2 separate regions of the Homo sapiens genome follow, and region 2 is linked to region 1. Evidence: read pairs that join two places in POLR2A ChIA-PET (ENCODE). Cell type or tissue: PC-3. All regions are shown on one strand. Each heading gives the region's core, and the rest is flanking DNA. Links, peaks and the distances in the headings are about the cores only.

Region 1 (9,172 bases), core at 1,660-5,659:
ATTCCTCCCCCTCCATCCACCCCAGGTAACCAATGTTCTGATTTTTATCACTAGAGATTAGTTTTACCTGATCTAGAATTTCATATAAATGGAGTCCAACAATATTCACTACTTTGAGTCTGGCTTCCCTCACTTAGTGTTATCTTCTTGAAGTTCATCCACATTGTTGTGTGTATCAAGAGTTTATTCCTTTTAACTACTGAATAGTATGCCACTGTATGATTATACCACACTTTAAACATCTAATCTTGCTGATGGACATTTGAGTTATTTCTTATTTTTGGCCATTGCAAATAAAACTGGTATGAAAGTTCATGTACAAGACTTTTGTTGGCAGATGCACTTATTTCTTTTGTGTAGATACCCAGTAGTGGAATTGCTGGGTCAGAGGGAAAGTGTATGTTTTATGTCATAAGAAACCACCAAGCAGTTTTCCAAGGCAGTTGTGCCATTTCACGCTCTTACTCAAGACTTTCTCTCAAACAATTAGCAGCACAGAAAGGCGGACTTTTGTACTACTTTCTCTCACCACCCCCATCTCCTTTTTGCCTTGTCAAACCAGTCAACTCTAGAAAACTTGAACATATGGCAGGACTCAATAATACACATTCAGATTATTTAGGCTCTCCATTTTCTCATTCATTCTGTGAAAAAAATCATTGTCACTAGACACAAAGAAATGAAAGGGTGGACTTCAAAATCCAGGGAGAAAGCAACAACTAACTTCGTACTTAATGGTGGCTATTAAATCACCTTCAGATCATGAAAAAAGCAAAAATATTTACTCTGGCCAATTCCATTAACATTGTACTATAGTTCATACCAGTGCCATAAGGCAAGAAAAAGAAAAACAGGCATAGAGATTGAAAAGAAGAATACAACTCTTTACTCACAAATGGCATTTTTATCTATGTAACAATCCTGAGAAATTGACACAAAAGCTTCTAGAACTAATATGTAAGTGTAGCAAGATTTCAGTACTCAAGGTTGATATACAAAATCAATAGTATTTGTGTATCCAACAGCAAACAATTGAAAATAAAATTAAAAATACCATTTAAAGTAGCGTCAAAAAGCATAACATACTTAAACTTATTTCTAACAAAATGTGCAAGACTTGTACACAAAAATACAAAACATTTCAGTCATGGAAGACCTAATAAATGGAAAACTATGCCACATGCATGGTTTAGAAAACTCAATATCATTAAGATGTCAGTTCTTCTCAAATTGCTCTCTAGCAGGAATTGGCAAATATTTTGTGTAAAGGGACAGACAATAAATATTTTAGGTTTTGTAGGCTATATGATATTAATTGTGGCTATTAAACCCTGCCTTTGCAATGCAAAAGTATAGATAATATGTAAATGAACAAGTGTGGCTGTGTCTCCATAAAACTTCATTTACAAAAACAGGTGGGGGGCTAGATTGTCCCTCTTCTATTGCACATAAACTGAAAAACAAGAGGTAAAACCAGAGGGACTCTAGGGTGGCTTCCAACTTTGTCTTTTTCTAATTGTGCTAGAGAAAGAGAGAATATAAGTTATACCTGCTTCTTTGGCTGCTAATTCTCTTGCCAACCTTATCTTCATATATAAAAGGTGAGTATTAAGTCTACTTGGTAGTGTTGACGGGGGGATTAAGTGAAATAATGTAAAAATCTGGGACGATGTCAGACTTGTTCAAAGATATTCACACTTCCCCTGCTCTCTGTTATATTTTCCCATTTGTTTTCAGAATTTAGCTTTAAGGTTTGGGAATCCAAATACTGTTTTCAATCAAGCAGCCAAGGCTTCAGATGACAAGCTTGTGTGTGTTTGGAAAACGTGGCCTCATGATGTGCACACCTAGGACTGGTGCAGCTGTCATACTGCCATTTCTTAGTGTAGGGTGCTGGGGTTTGAATTTTGATAATCCCTGTGGGACACCTCAGAAGGACTAGGCTTTATCTCCAAAGGGGTCACAGTGAGTAGAGTTTTGGCTTTATCTCCAAAGGGGTCACAGTGAGTAGAGTTTAGGATGCCATGGGGTTGCAGTCCAGAATCACCAGGCACCTAGTCCCATTTCTTTTTTAAGAAGACATGCTGCTTCTTGTAAACATTACACTCCAGCCTCCCGGCATAATCCCAAATAATGTCATTTCTGGGAAAAGTTGATAAGTGGTGAGAATTTAAGCCTTTTCATCTGTTGGGAATAAAAGTGGGTAGACATGCAGAAGTTTTCTTCTACCTTACATAGTTGCACCTCCTCGGCATTCACTTTCCTTTCACTTTCTGGAATTGAGCTGGCCAGAGATGAGGATCGGTATGCTGCTTCCTTCAGCCCTGCCCTGTGTGGCGTTTGTCTTGCAACTTTCCCATGCTTGTTTCAACAGGAAAAAAAGCAAAGAGATTGACATATAGCTACCCCGAGGCTAGATTGTCACCGAAATAGATTTCTCCAAATAAAAATAAGGGCCGTTTTTGCTTGCAAGGCCTTGCAATGAAACAGAGTTAATAAAAACTGCATGGGAAACTCACATTGCAGCTATAAAAATATTAAAAAATAGAATTCTTAGCTAAAGTCAGCAGTGATTGTTGGCTCGAGGTAGAAATTAGGGAGTAAAACATTCTGAAACACTCATTGAAAGTGAAGAGAGGGAAGAATTATTACCCTTTATCCATTTGGTTAACCCTTCAGAAGTAAAGCTAGAGTCACACTTGCTTAGCAAGTGATTAAGTACTGGGTTTTTAAGCGTAGGACAGACCATTTTCTCCTGTGGCTAACCTGTAACAAACAGAAAATAGGGCCACTTAAAAATTAGCACAAACATATATAAGAAACAAAGCTGCTCCAACAGGAAAACTTGGTAAGATCATTGACGAAAACGTCTACAGCTTCATTCGTTCTTCTCCTTCAGCCTCTGTCCCTGTGTGTGTATATCAGATGTCTCTGAGGTTAAAGCTTGTGTGTCCTCCTGGGCTGGAGTACAGGGACACCCTTCATCACTCTCCAGTCCCCAGTGCCCAGTGTCATCATCTGGAATATCTTCTGGAACCCTGGAGGGATGGTTTGTTTCTACAGCTCCCCACTAGCAGGGGTCTTTCCTCTAAGAATGGTGCTTCCAGGATCTCTCCAGGCTCAGTTTCAGGCGCCACTAGATCATCAGGGAATGGTGATTGATTATCTGAGAAATGTATCTATTTGCATTCAGGATTCACCAAGTCACTATTCTAATGGGAACTCACTAATTGGCTTCACTAATTCCCACTTAGAACTACAAGCATTAAAAGTCACAGTATCTAAGACAAGTGAGCTTTTAGCTCCTGGTTGCAATAGGGGAATTTATAAGAATATTTAGAAGTGATCCAGGTTCCTTTCTTTCCCTCTCCTTAAAGCACATAAACTCTGGTCATTTTCACAGGTTTTTGCTAATTAATACCACCACTGTGGAAATGGGGGCTGTTCTACAAACAAGCTGCAACAAATGGGATTTTTATTGCTGGTGGAAAAGTCTGGGGAATAATTAGCAGATCTATGGAGATCCCTTGACTCCGGGCATCTGCATGGTAATGGCCAACCCTGGAGATCACTCAGGGAAATGGGGTCGGACTTTCCACCTTAGGGCACATTTATATTGTCAGTTACAGCCTTCAAACTGCAGTGGGACAAATGTGGGAAAATATTTTGTGAAATACTAGACAAATGAACCTGGTGTTGACCAATCTCAACTAGGAAAACTGGCTCTGCTTTGCTAAGTGCTGTACAGCAGCCAAGACTCGCAAATGAAATATTTTGATATCTTGTTAAACTTGAGTCCCCAGAGGGAGGCACACACACATACACATGATGGACTCGGGTCCTCAAGGTGGAAGGCCAGAGAAGATTAGAGAAACGACTGGCTCGAGGGGGGAAGAGAGAACCGTGAGGTCATCTGGTCCAGAGGTTTGTACTCAAAGGATCCTTGGAGAGAATCCAGGGGGATTCTGTGAACTTGGATGGGAAAATAATTACATTTTTGTGTTCCCTAACGTCTAATTGAAATATACTCTTTCTTTCTATTTCAAATGAGGACAAAAAATCATAAGAACATCAGCTATACCCATGATATTGACACAGTGGAAATCAAAGATGTCTTTATATCATATTATAGTGTAGATATCTCAAGACATCATCTCTGCCCATCACTTCTGTGAAATTATGGTAGTTACTGAACCCACTGCTAGATCTTCTTCTTTAGTGTGCTACTAAAGAAAATACATATATTACTATATCACACATTTAAAACTATTTTGAGTACTGTGTTTTCTGTCATTAGGTTTTTGAGTAACTTTATATATTTTATCTACTTATGAGCAAAAAGCATTATTCTGAGAACAGGACATAGTCTTTATCACACTGCCAAGAGGTCCATAATACATGGTATAAGATCCCCTTCTCGCCCAGTCTTCTCTATTTACAGCTGAGGAAATCGAGGCAGCGCTGGCAAGTGGCAGAGAAAAAGCTGGAACCCCAAGGTGCTGTCTCTAAGTCTGTTCTCACCATTCTTCTGCAGGAGAAGAAAGTACCCTTGGTAAAAACAACATGGAATACTTTCTTAAAACAATGTTTCAACGTGTAGGAATCAGGGATGATAAGTAATTCCCGAGGCTAGTCTTAGCTAGAGAATTTGTTTTCAAATTCAAATATACTTTTCTACCTTCATTTTAAAGTGTGGACATTGCCAAGTTAAGTGAATGTTGTTATTTTAAAAAATTAACATGGAGGCCCAATTATGTGGGTTATATTTAAACAGTTCCACAGAATATATTTCATGTTATTTTCTACACCTATAGCAGCAAGTTTATCTCCTGCATATTTAAGGCAATTTGAAATGAAATTTTTAATCTGTGAACACCCCAACTGTGAGCCTTAGGAAGCTGGGTGTCAGACCAAGCTAGGTTACGATGAGTATGGATAATTTAAATTATCAACTTCATGTATTATCTAGAATGGCATGCATTGATTATATACATGTGTACATGTACTTACTAGTGGAAAAGACAAGAAGCACATTCATTTCAAGTAGTTGATGTCTCTCATGAAAGCATTAGCTGATTCTACTTCCTTGGTGTGGACATAAAGATGAAAGAAATTCAAATAAATTATCTCTTAATGGTTAAATTGATGGCACATTTTCTCAAAGCAATTGATCCTGACACATTGTGGTTTTCTAAATTTCATAATTTGTGGAATTGTAAAACTGTAGAATGGAAAGGGATCTTATATGTCATCTAATTCAGTAATTCTCAAACTTTAGATTTCTCGACCATTCTCTTTTTTCTTTTTCAGCAATTTATCAGATGGGACATAGATAGGGGCACATTTATTCATCTATTTTGGCTTTAATGTTTATGTTTTAGTTTTGAAATAATATCAGACTTATAAAAAAGTCACAAATATTGTATAATTTCAGTATGCCCTCATCCAGACTCTTCAAATAGTAATATTTCTTACAATTACAGTACAGTGATCAAAATGATAAAATTAACGTTGATACGATCCTATTGTCTAAGCTATAGTCTTTACTTAGATTTTACATTATTTCACTAATATCCTTTTCTTGATCCAGAATCCAATGTAGGATTGTATGTTGCATTTAGTTGTCACCTCTACTTATTCTCCTTTAATCTGAGACATTCCTCAGTCTTTCTTTGTGTTTTGTGACATTGAACGTTAAACATTTTGCCAGTGATTTTGTGAAAGTTTCCTCATTTTAGGTCTGTCTGATGTTTTTCATGATTCTTCTCAGGTTATGCACTTTTAGTAGGAATACCATGGAAGAGATATTGTGTCCTTCTCAGTGCAGCCTATTAGGAGGCATGTGGTGTTGATATCTTATCACTGGTGATATTAACTTTGATCACTTGGTTAACGGAGTGTCCGCTAGTTTCTCCACTATAAAATTACACATCTCCTGTTGTAATCAGTAAGTATTCTGTGGGGATATGCTTTGAGACTATATAAAAATCTTGTTTCCCCTCTTACTTTCACCTGCTAATTTTAATCAATGATCTTGCTTGAAACAACTGTTAGGATTGTATGAAAAAGTTTGTTAAAGAGAAGATTCAATATTTAACATGAAATCCACAATTTTAATTTTCTTGAGATTCAGCTTGGTTTTTTATAATTACTTCATTACCTTGCTTAATTTCTTTCTCTCATTATTTATTTACATTCTCATTATAAATGCCATGAGAATGTGACAGTTACGAATGTTCACACAATCTAAATGTCCTTGCAAGATAAGTGTGGTAATTCCTGAAGGTTCTGATCGGATTTCAAGTATTTAACAACACAGAAAAAGGCACAATGTGAATTATTTTATGCATGAATGTAATTTAATCACATCCCATGAGTACAGAAGAGCATAGTTATTTATACCTTCAAGGCTTCAAACACCTAATAAATACACACAATATTGAAAGGAAACCTTCATGTTACACAGGTGTCAAAATCATACATTTCATGTTGTACTCTAAGACTCATCAAAGTGAGCTGAAGCCTTGAGGACAGAGAGGGAGAATTGTGATCTGAAAATTTCTTGGATTAACATTTGACTATCGACTTCAGTATTTTTATAGCTCAAGTCTAGGTACACGTAAGTAAGCAGAAAAATAAAACTCCTACCTCGGATTTTACATGCTGCTTTGGAAGGTAATATAAGACTCTGAGATATATCTGGGCCTCCACAAAAAGAGAAAAGAGGCTTGCCTGCTTGTTCTTGGAATGCATGGGGCCAGCTGGTAGAGACCTATCTACAGCAATCCCCAAAATGTGAATAAGAATCAGCTTCTGGCTGAGCATGGTGGCTCACGCCTGTAATCCCAGCACTTTGGGAGGCTGAGGCAGGTGGATTGCTTTGAGCTCAGGAGTTTGAGGCCAGCCTGGGCAACATGGTGAAAGCCTGTCTCTACTAAAGACACAAAAATTAGTGGGGTGTGGTGGCACGCTTGTGGTCCCAGCTACTCAGGAGGCTGAGGTGGGAGAATCACTTGAACTCCAGAGGCCGAGGTTGCAGAGTGATCCCCTGTCTAAAAAAAAAAAAAAAAAAAAAAAGAATCAGCTTCCTACTAGACTGATTTTTTGTTTCAGGGCCAACTCTTAAAATATAGACATATGAAATAAAGATGTTGCTATAGGAGGGATCATTTTTCTTTTCCAAGATACCAAACAAAACAATTTCGTAAACCTTTAGCTAGTTCCTGCTTCACTTCATCAGAAGCCATTGCTGTTTCTAAGCCAGTTCTTAGAAAACTCAAGTGCTGGAAATGTAACACCTCCATCACCTCTCATCCCTTGTTACTGTCAAAACTCTTTCTTAATGCCCACCTGAGGACCTGCATCAATAAAAACCCAATCTTTCAAAATCTAATCATAATAGTAATGCCAAAACTTGTTTCTTGACCAACCCTTACCAACAATGTAATCAGCTCCTCAGAGGAAGATTTGAAAATACGATCATCAAGTATGTTGTGGACACAATGCTGAGAGGGAACACAATTTCTAGATAAGAGACTTAAATTGACTTTAAGATTGACTTAAAATTCAAAAGGCCATGACCGCTGAGTTTGGGCCAAATCTAACAAGTGGAAATGAACAGGGCTGTCTGTAAAATTGTTCACTTGGGTCAGAAATGATTTGCTGGCACAAGTACAGGTCAGAGAGGGAGCAAATGGAAAAACAAAATAAAACGAAAGAAAACCTTGGGAATTTTCACTGCAAATAAACTAAAGCTAGAGATGCAGAGTGGCTGGAAATGTAACTATTCCCACCCACTTCCGTGTGGGGCCCTTGAATGCAGAATTTATTCAACTGAAAGTGAAGACCTTGACCGAAATATCGAGGGCCTTGAGCTTATTTTCTTCTGTATGACCATCTTTCAGAAACAAATGAATTCTTTCAAAACAAAAAAAAAAAAAGAAAGAAGAAAAAAAAAGGAGAAACAAAAGTCAAAGAAGATTTTGAAAAAAGTAATAACTGACCAATTTGGCATTAAAAAACAAATATTTTGATGCATATGAGAATTAAACTTGTATAATGCAAAACCATCTCAAGTGTTCTGGGTATAGAAAATTATTTAATGAGGTCAAAATAGAGAGGTAGATGCAGTAGTTTTCATCAAATTCACATTTGCAAATATTCTTTTGATACATAATCCCCTGTGTTCAGTGCCAGAAAAATGGTGCTAATTTTGGAATAAAATCAGACCTTGCTCCGGATTCACAAAATATTCATCATAAGAATGAAGAATGAGAGATGAGAAAAATAAATGTGAGTTGAGAGAAAGTAAGGAAAGCTTTCTGCAGAACAGAAAGAGAACACATTTCCTGCATCCTGAGCCTCTCTCCTGTTTTTATTTTCCTTGTAAATTTCCCACATTTCAGAATGTAGGTTGATGTAGCCATTATGGAAAACAGTTTGAAATTAAAAATAGAACTACCGTACAACCCAGCAATCCCTCTTCTGGGTATGTACCTGAGGGACATGAAGTCACTACCTCGTAAAGATATCTGCACTCCCGTGTTTATTGCAGGACTAGTCACAATAGCCAAGACATGGAAACACCTAAATGTTCATCGACTGATAAATGGATACAGAAAATGTGGTACATACATAATACAATGGAATATTATTCAGCCTTAAAAAAGAGATCCTGCCATTTGCCATAACATGGGCGGACCTGGAGAACATTATGCTAAGTGAAATAAGCCAGGCACAGAAAAATACTGCATGATCTCACTTATATGTGGAATATATTTTTTAAAAGAGGTCAAGTACACAGAAGAAAACTGTGGTTACCATGGGGTAAAAGAAGGGTGGAGAGCAAATGGGGGAACATAGGTCAAAGGGAACAAAATTGCAGATATATAGGATGAACAAATTTATAGATTGAATGTACAACATGAGGACTAAAGTTAATACAATTATATTGAATTAGAGATCTTTGTTAAATAAGTTGATTTCAGTTGCTCTTGTCACCAAAAAAACTATGTGAGATAATAGATATGTTAATTTGCTTTACTATAGTAACCATTTTATTATCTATATGTGTCCCATAACATCATGTTGTAAAACTCAAATATGCACAATAAAATTTATTTTTTTTAAATCCCACCTTTCATTAAGGCCACCCAAGGATTTCCCTGTAAGC
Region 2 (9,172 bases), core at 3,274-7,273, 590 kb after region 1:
TCTTTATACAGGTGGCACTCTAGGTTAGTAAGAAAGTGGCTATCATTTAGTGGAGGCCACTGGACAAGTGGGTATCTACATGGGAAAAAATGATTTGGAATTCCTACTTCTCACTATCCTTAAAAATTAATTTAAGTTGGAGCATAGTGATAAATTGAAGAAAAAATCATACACATTTTAGAAGACAATATAAGTAACATTTTTCCTAATAATATAGGAGGAAAATGGTTTTTAACGTAAGATAAATGAAAAAAAACCTGATAAATATACTATATCAAAATGATCCATTTTGATTATTCAAAAGTCACTATTAAGAGAGTGGAAAGGCAAATCACATCTGGAAGATGTTTCAATACAAAGAGCCAAAACGACTTGCCTTAATGTATAAAGAACACCCGCAGATTAATAAAGAAAAGAAAACTAGCCCAAAAAACCAAAAGACTTAAATAGACCCTTAATAACAGTACACAGATTTGGCAAGAGATTTGAGCTATAAGAACTTTACAATTCTGCTGGTAGGTGAATAAACTGATACAGTTGATTTGAAAAATAGATTGTCAGCATGTAGTCTAGTTGAAGTTATAGCTATGTCCAAGTAATGGCATAGCAATAGATAGCAATACAGATACAAAATTGTGTGCTCAAGTGCAACAGGACAGAAGTTCATGAATATTCACAGTGGCATTGTTTTGTTTTTAATAGTTCAAAACTTGCATATTTCCCAAATTGAATCAACAATGGAATGGACAAATAAATAGTAACTAAAAACAGCCAGACACAATAGAATACATACAGATTGGATTTCATTTATATAGGGCTCAAAAACAAGAAAAAATAAAGCTACCTTGTTTAGGATTGCATCCATAGTCAGAAAGCAAGGAACTAATGATAACAAGTTCAGAAGTAGCTCTGATCAGAAAGTTGGGGAACTTCTGGAATGATGGCCCATTTCTCTTTTTTTTTGTTTGTTTGTTTTTTTCTGAGACAGGGTCTCACTCTGTCGCTCAGGCTGGAGCGCAGTGGCGCGATCACAGCTCACTGTAAGCTCCACCTCCCGGGTTCACGCCATTCTCCTGCCTCAGCCTCCCAAGTAGCTGGGACTACAGGCGCCTGCCACCATACCTGGCTAATTTTTTTGTATTTTTAGTAAAGACAGGGTTATGTTGGTCCACTTCTTGATCTGCATAGTGAATACATGAGTATTGTCTTTACAATAAATCATTAAGTTGTACCTTCAGTTTTTGTGGACTTTTCTGTAAGCATGCCACATATTATAACAAAAAGATTAAAACCATATTATTTTAATGGCTGCATTTTACTTAATGATTTACCTCATTGATAAATATTTACATTGCCTCCTCTTGTTTTCCCTGCTCAAAATAGTGTTTCAGTAGGCAAATCTTCATATGTATTTTTAAACTTCTTTCTTAGAATAGATTCCTGAAAGAGAAAAGACTGGGCCTAACCATATGGAGTTTTAAAGTGTTCTTGATATAGCATTAAAATATTTTCCAAGAATACTGCACCAGCTGCACTCCCTATAATGTAAAGATTTCTGAATCATTGCACATTCACCAGTATCAAATACTATAGTTTTTTTTAACCTATGCTTATTTAACTGGAGTGGGGAGATGGTGTTGAGAAACCAATATCGTGCTATTTTAATTTACATTTACTTGATTTCTGCCTAGTAAAATTGTTAAAGTATGCTACAACATTCAGATTGAAGGATCAAGAGTCAAATTTTTGGTGTTCGAATTCTGGCACTACCGCCCACACACTACTTGGCTTTGTGATGTTACCTAATCTTTGAGGGTCAAATTCCGTACATGTAATATAGAAAAGGGTGCTGTGATAATTAAATAAATTTTCTCATATAATAAGCATAGCACACTACTTGGCATATTTTAAGTCCCCTGTAAATGTGTGTGTGTGTGTGTGTGTGTGTGTATGTGTGTGTGAATAGTGTTGCATGGAGCACTGGAGATATGGGACATTAAGGGTGGAAAGATGAAGGAGGGAGGGAGAGAAGGATAGAGGATGAAAAGAAGGAAAAGAGATAAGAAGGGAGGGAAAGAGGGGAGGAGAAGAGCAAAGGAAAGAGGTTGGGAAGGAGAGGAAAGAAAGGAGGAAGGTTTGGAGTGGGGAAAGCAGGAGCTGATGGAGGAAGTTCTAAAGGGAGTAATGAATCAAGTGTTGGATGATAAGTTAAAGGGACTGGTGATCAGAAGCATTCAGTTCTTTATTCCTCCCAGAACAAGAGTTTATTTTTCAAAATTTAAAAACACAATATAGAGATAAACCATACCGGAAGCAAGTGTCAGTGATCAAGGCTCTGGAGACCCACAGTTCTGGTTCTATCAGTCTTTAGCTACATACTCTGGAACCACAACTCTCCGAACCACAGCAAACACCTAATGTTCGCTGCCTGCCTAAGAATTAAATAAGAAGTATATATAAAGCCTGGTTCACAGTATATTTCAGAAAATGAAAAAAGATCTTGTTTGACAATCACTACAAAAGTATTAGCAATGGCTTAACGTGTCATTACCTTAAAATTGGTAAATTTTAAATACCAGAATGTGATGAAAGAATTAATCACTTAGGAAAGGTTCATGGACTATTAGCATGTGAGTGTGCGTATGTGAGTGTGTGTTTGCCCATTCAGGGTAGAATCTGGAACGAAAATGTGGATAGCACAAATAAAGAAGAGATATTGAGAAAGTGTTCTTTGACCCATTTCCTTGAGCTATCAGGAAAATCACGGAAATCCCCGGTGTTGTTTGGCAGTTGAGTGGAACAAGGAAGGCACGGTGGCAGCCCTTGGCTGAGAATAAGAGAATCTTTACCTCCGTCATCACACCCAGAAAGACTTGGACTTACTGAAGCCAAGAGAGGCAAGTTAACAATGTTAGACCAAAGAGGCCGGGAACATGGGGTCTGAAACATCATGAGCTACACGGGACACATTTTATCAGGTAATCACATGTAAGTATCATGCACAATATGACCATTTCATTCTGTAACGTCAATTCCAATTCATAGCATGGGTATGCCTTGCTATTTTTCAGTGGTATTCCAAATATGCTCAAGAATAGCCGACTTTAAAAAAATATGAATAGAGGACCAAAAATACAAAGACAAAAAAACCAGTGTGTGAGTATCTGCAGGGATTTTACTTCATGGTGTTAATGATGTGAGATGAACTATTGGATGACTCAGTCAAGCTTGTCAGCCTAACTGCCATTCCTACAGGTTCTATTATTGTGTTCTCAAATCTCAACAAGCCTAGTAGAAAAGAAAAGACTCTAGGAATCAGGTTACATAAAGGGAAAAAAAAAACAGTGTGCTCTCTGGGAGCTGCAACCTAGTTAATGTATAAATAATGGCAAATTTATATTATAAAATATGTATTAAACATAGAGGATGACTGTCAGGTAAGGCTGTGGCCCTAGTAGATGAATCTCTTTCTCATACTCATGAAACCCTTCAAAACAATTGATGGATATGGGATCTGCTGAAAATCCTTCCACTTTTTGGACTAAGAATATCAGACTCAAATACTCAAATATTTTCCCGCATGAGAGAAATACTTCTCTAAGCTGTAACACGACAGCCCCTTCTAAACCTAGAAAGCTGATTACTAAGCTATCTGTGTTTGAACCAGCTCCCACAAATGTTGCTTATGAAATAACTTTATCTAGTTGAACTGATAACAATAGCTTTTGAAATTATAATATAACAATAAGAAAAACAAATCAAAAGTAATTCATTAGTCCCTAAAAAGGGCATTTCCTTGTAATGGTAGTATGTCATTTGGTTCTAGATTGCAATGGTAACATTCCCTTGAGGTAGAAGAGCTTTTATCTAATAATCTACAATTTCTATATGAGTCTTTTTTATCTGGAGCAGTAGTGAATGGTCTTAAAGGAGCCCAGACTTTATTTTGTGTATATCTTCTGGCACATATCACAGTTAATGGAGCTCTTTAAGATTTTCTCTAATGATGTTAATCAACACATTTTATAGTCCTAATCTGTAATTTAAATGGGAATCTAAGAATAAGATAGCATTTGGCTCAGAAGTAAAATGTGGGAACACCCTGGGCACACTGATTTATTTTGGTAAACAGAGCTGGCAAAGTTGATTTTAAGGCAAGAAGGCATATTTGATGAGAACAAGATGATAGGAGATTCTTCAAAACAATTGATGGATTTGGGATCTGCTGAAAATCCTTCCACTTTGTCTAATGTCTGATGATCAAATATCTTTGTACTGTGACCAGAGGGACATAATGAGTTAAAACACACACACACACACACACACACACACACACACACAAAAAAAAAAAAAAACGAACCAACCAGACAGAAGTTTACACCTGGGAAATTAAATTATCTGAATGGGGATCCTACAAGAAATATTCTCTAACTCCTGGATTCTGTCATAAGTGTCCTCTACAAAGTACTGAGATCATTTGTGTCTTGGCCTTCCCATGAACAGGATTGTGTTCTAAGTTGTATTGCTATTTTTCACAGAAAAATAAGTGGACAGTAAGGGAACAAATGGCTAATTGACTGGTTCCATCTCATTGGAGAAGGAGGAACACTGTCTAAATTGAAAGCAAATTTAATTTTTCCCTAAGTCATGTTTCTTGATGTCTCTGCAACATATAATGCACTTGACCATTCTTGTTTTAAAGCAAAAACAGCTTTGTTACGTTTTTGTTACTTAGCAAATTTGTAGTGATTTTAGAAAATTCACACAATATGGGAAAAAAATAAAAAAGAAAGTGAGAACCATCAAAATTCCTCTAATCATCATCCCTTTGACCCCTAAATAGCTAGGTCACCATTTTCAACATTGTAAAGATCATCTTCCTAGATATTTTTCTATTCCTTAAAGAAAGAACATCTATATGATTTACATAGATGGTATTATTTAAAAAGTGAGATGATGTGTCTCTTGCTCTCACTTATCAGCATGCCAAGTGCCCGATCTGGTTCAATAATACAGACATGCCTCATCTTTTTTATTAGGGCGATGTAATACTCCTTTGAATGTATGAGTCACATTTTATTTTACCAGTCTTCTAGCTGACAGACACTTAGCTTGTGTCCAATTTCTTATTATAGTAAACTACACTGCCATGAAAGTCCCAACTCTGTAACAGACACCTGGAGTGCCTTCCACCTCACTGGTAGTGTCCAGATTCTTGGACTTTTTTGGCCACTTTATCCTACACCATTTAAAAATGCTTCTTGCACCTCCTCTCTGAGAAAATACAAGCTCTGGAGCCAGACTGCCTAGATTTAATCTTATGATGTCTCTGTTACTATGGGCATTATTCTTTTACCTCTCTTGTGCCACAGCCTCCCGGCTATAAAATAAAAACAGACAACAATATGCATATCCTAGTTATAATATGGATAATAATAATAATATCAAATGAAATTATCCGTGTATAATGTTTGGCATGTATGTGTTCAATGTATTTCAACTATGGCCATTATTGTGATGTTCTCATTCATCTCTCTCAGAAAACCATTTCCCGTGTATTCCTGATCTTTCCTACTCAAGATTTCTAAATTATGTCTTTTGCCCACAAGTGTTCATTGCATGTTCTCAAATTTCTGGAAGACATTTATGCTGGATGTTCTAACACCACATAAATTTTATACAGATCAAAATGGCTACCAAATGACCTTAATACAATCCTCAGTGTCATATGTTATGGTTTCTCTTGTCTACTATATGCCCAGTCAGTCACAAATTCATGCTGAGTTTTCTCATTTCCTCAATGTGTTCCAAACCTATCTCTTTCCATCACCCTATTTCCAGCTTAGGTCAGACACTGCTGGGCTCATACTCAGATGATGGAATTATTAACACCTTTACGGAGACAATGCTTTCCATAAATGACATATCAGGAGGAAATCCAATATATTTGACAAGTGAAATCATCACTGCTGCTGTTATTGAGACAGGATTTAGGGCTTGGAACTCCACCTCTCTTCCTTCATCTTCCCCAAATGCCCCCTTAAGTAACTGAACCCCAATTATTCCTCCGGAAAGAGGAATTTCCCTTCAAGCTTCCACTTGCTTTTTCTCCAAGCTCTCCTGCACATGGGAGACAACATAATCAAACTAATGATACAACTGTGGTCACATTTCTCCCATGACCCAATCTATGCATAGTTGCATTCAAATTCCATCACTGACATTCAGTTCCTTCTCAAAAACTCCAAATTTAGCCCCAAGAAGTATTTTTGACTTTATAAATAAATCTATTCCAAAGTGGCCCAATAAGAATCTACATCATCATCTTGTTGTTACACATCTTGGTGTGGGGTTCATGCCCTCAAAGGCTGGCTTCCTTCCACCCACATGCTCTGACATCTCCACAAGCCCTCAAGGGCTTATTTAAATTCTGTCTCTGTGGTTTCACAAACATTATGGGACTCCCCTCTTAGATTTGAGCTCCCTTTTCTCTGATCTGCAGAAGTATCACATATTTCTGAATATCATTTTGTACTGAGAATGTGTCATGTTTTCTAAAACTTAAATTAATTTTTCAATGCCTTAGAGTGCCTCATACATGCTTAAAGTTCAGTCATAGACGCTGGTATCCCTGGATACAGTGTGCTCCAACAAGGCAAATTTTAAGATGCTGTGAAGGATTGGAAGGCTGTGAGTATCACCCTTCAGTCATTTACTTTTCATTTGTAACCAATGATGTTTCTTTTGGGGTATATTTGTATTCACTCTCACATCTTTTACGATTACAACTGTGGTTATTCTTCTGTAAAAATAAAACTTTGGTTTTTCTTTATTGAAAAAGGTAATATATGTATATATTAAAAACACAAATCATCTCCCAAAGTTATACAGTAGAAATAAGCATCCTTCTCCCTCCAAATCCCTCATCTCCTAGTTCTACTTCAAGGCCAGCATTGTTACAAATGTCTTAGTGATTATCTTGTAATCATAATTTGGCCCTGGACTTAACGCTGCCATTTCACCACAAAATTACGTTTTATTTCTCTCTGTGTCTGAAACAGTCAAGCAGACTTTGCAATCTCCTTCCTATCCTCAAGGATTACTGGCATCCTAGAAAACCTCCCAAGGCCCCACCCCTCTATGCTCTGGCTCAAAGCATCCCTTCAGTTTTAAACATTTGATAATGAGCTCACTGACCTTTTATTTAGACTAACTCTTCCTCTATTCCCACTTGGATAACTCAAATCAGACCCCTACAGCATCCAGTCTCCAAATTCCTGGAAGAGAACTACCAAGAGTAGAGTACTAATGTGGAACTTGGGCAACCAAAAAGAGTAAAGCCCATTAAATTAGCTTATCCATGAAAAAAAAAAAAAGTTGCTTATACTGAATTTGAAAATAAAGAAATATGAATAAATCTTGTTTGATGTGTTTGGATATAATTTAGAAGGTAAGAGAAAGAGCAGAGGGAATGGGGCAAATGAAAAACAGGGTTTGGGCAGGGTTACATTAAAGTGATTTCATTGATGAGATTTAAAAACTTAAAGTAATAATTAATTACTTTTATTTATTTTATTTTAGCATTTTATAAATAAATACAATTTTTATTTATAAATAAATAAAAATAAATATTTATTTAAAGTATTGAGTTAAAATTTAAGGTAAATTTTATTGATGAGAAATTCTGACTGAGGCAGGATCTCTGGACTAGATTCAGAACAAACATAATAAAATTCTCCACAGCTTGTGTGGATGCACACACCTACCTCTTCCCACACATGCCAACCAAAGAGATTCCATGACCAATTTCTGAAAAAACTTACATCTCAGGCCACACATGTTCTCTGCTGGGTATATTAATGGAAAGGCTGAATTCACAAACATCTATTTTCCAGAACTACTATTATACAAGCTGGGCTCTAATCACAGTCTGGGCCAAATTACTCTGCTCTGGTTTTAGAAGAATTCAGTTGGCGAGAAACAGTTGACTTGAAAACAGTCATTAGCTGAGTTCCTGACAACTTTATTGAATCAGAAAATTTATTTTTTTCAATACATTTGAACATGTCATGGATGCTTTTATGTAACACAAAGAGGTAGAATTAGACAATCCCTAAGATTTCTGCAAATTCTAAAATATTGTTATTAATATTACATCAAGTGACTGGGCAATATTCATACTCCTTAATGGGTATTCACCCTACTGAGTTTACAATTCAAATTATGGAAGTTTAAGAAGGATTCAATTCTGAGATTTGGAAGCAGCTATAAGATTGTTGAAAGTGTATTTGCTAAAGCAACATAGTTTAGTTTAGTATCCCTGCCTCCTACCAGCTAGGATTCAGGACAAGTTCCTTAAACCCTCTGAGTTTTTGTTTCTTGTCCTACAAACCTGAGATAATAATGACTTGCTTCACAGGGATGTGTGGAGATAAAATGAGATAACATGTGTTAAACAGCTGGCAGGTAATCAAGAAAACTTAACTCCCTTCCCCCACTCTCAATGAAGAGCAATTTCAAGATGGGAATCACTAGCATTTTTCCTGGGATGTGATTTTACCAGCCCTAGGGATAGAAGGTTAGGTCAAGAGCCTTTAGAGAGTAAAAAACACCCACGCAGTGAGAATATGCATTCCAGGCATTTAGGCAGCTTCACCTCTCACAGGGCCTTGAGAACAGGGCTTAGGAAGAAATCTCTGAGACTTTTGGTCTCCTGTTGTATGGTGCAAAGAAATGAGATTGTAGAGTTAGATTACGTATTAGCACAGTGCGTTTGAGACAAAAGCTGAAGTGGATGAAAAGAACCACATAGAAATAGCTGTATATTACACTGGCTCATATGTTCCTGTCAAGTAGAAAGTAGATGCCAGAAAGTCCTTTTAGCAATTGAAGAGCCAACAATATATGCAAAAAAAAAAAAATGGCCCAGGACAAAAAGAAAGGTTTTATATACTTTTGCATTTCGGTAAAACACAGGTAAGCATGTGCTGAGAGTTTGTGGTGGTTTGGAATCATTTTTATTCTGTGGATGACTTCAGAATGACAACTTTGATAGATTCATTCTTGCCAACAGAGTATATATAAATTCACTCTATGAATGAAAGGAGAGAATGGGAGTGTTTTCATGATCCATCTTAAGACTTTAATTGGCCAGGAACCCATCAATGTGCTA

Evidence for each region. Peaks named below come from ENCODE experiments on the same cell type or tissue, not always from the same donor. Only the 100,000 strongest peaks of a DNase experiment are listed, where the experiment ranks them.
Region 2: POLR2A ChIA-PET joins it to region 1 with 5 read pairs; 1 of 35 experiments calls an interaction of 5 or more read pairs at or near these places.

What each region holds. Positions count from the first base shown.
Region 1 is chr20:10,737,464-10,746,635 of GRCh38, forward strand. No RefSeq gene overlaps it. Among named protein-coding and RNA genes, the nearest start is that of LINC01752, 11 kb to the right of the region's middle. In PC-3, for the core only: no CTCF peak of the experiment used is centred there; no DNase peak of the experiment used is centred there; H3K4me3 peaks cover 641 bases; H3K27ac peaks cover 368 bases.
Region 2 is chr20:11,326,234-11,335,405 of GRCh38, forward strand. All of the region lies in intron 2 of LOC105372529 (a long non-coding RNA gene), which reads right to left. Among named protein-coding and RNA genes, the nearest start is that of LINC02871, 300 kb to the left of the region's middle. In PC-3, for the core only: no CTCF peak of the experiment used is centred there; a DNase peak (open chromatin) is centred at 5,028.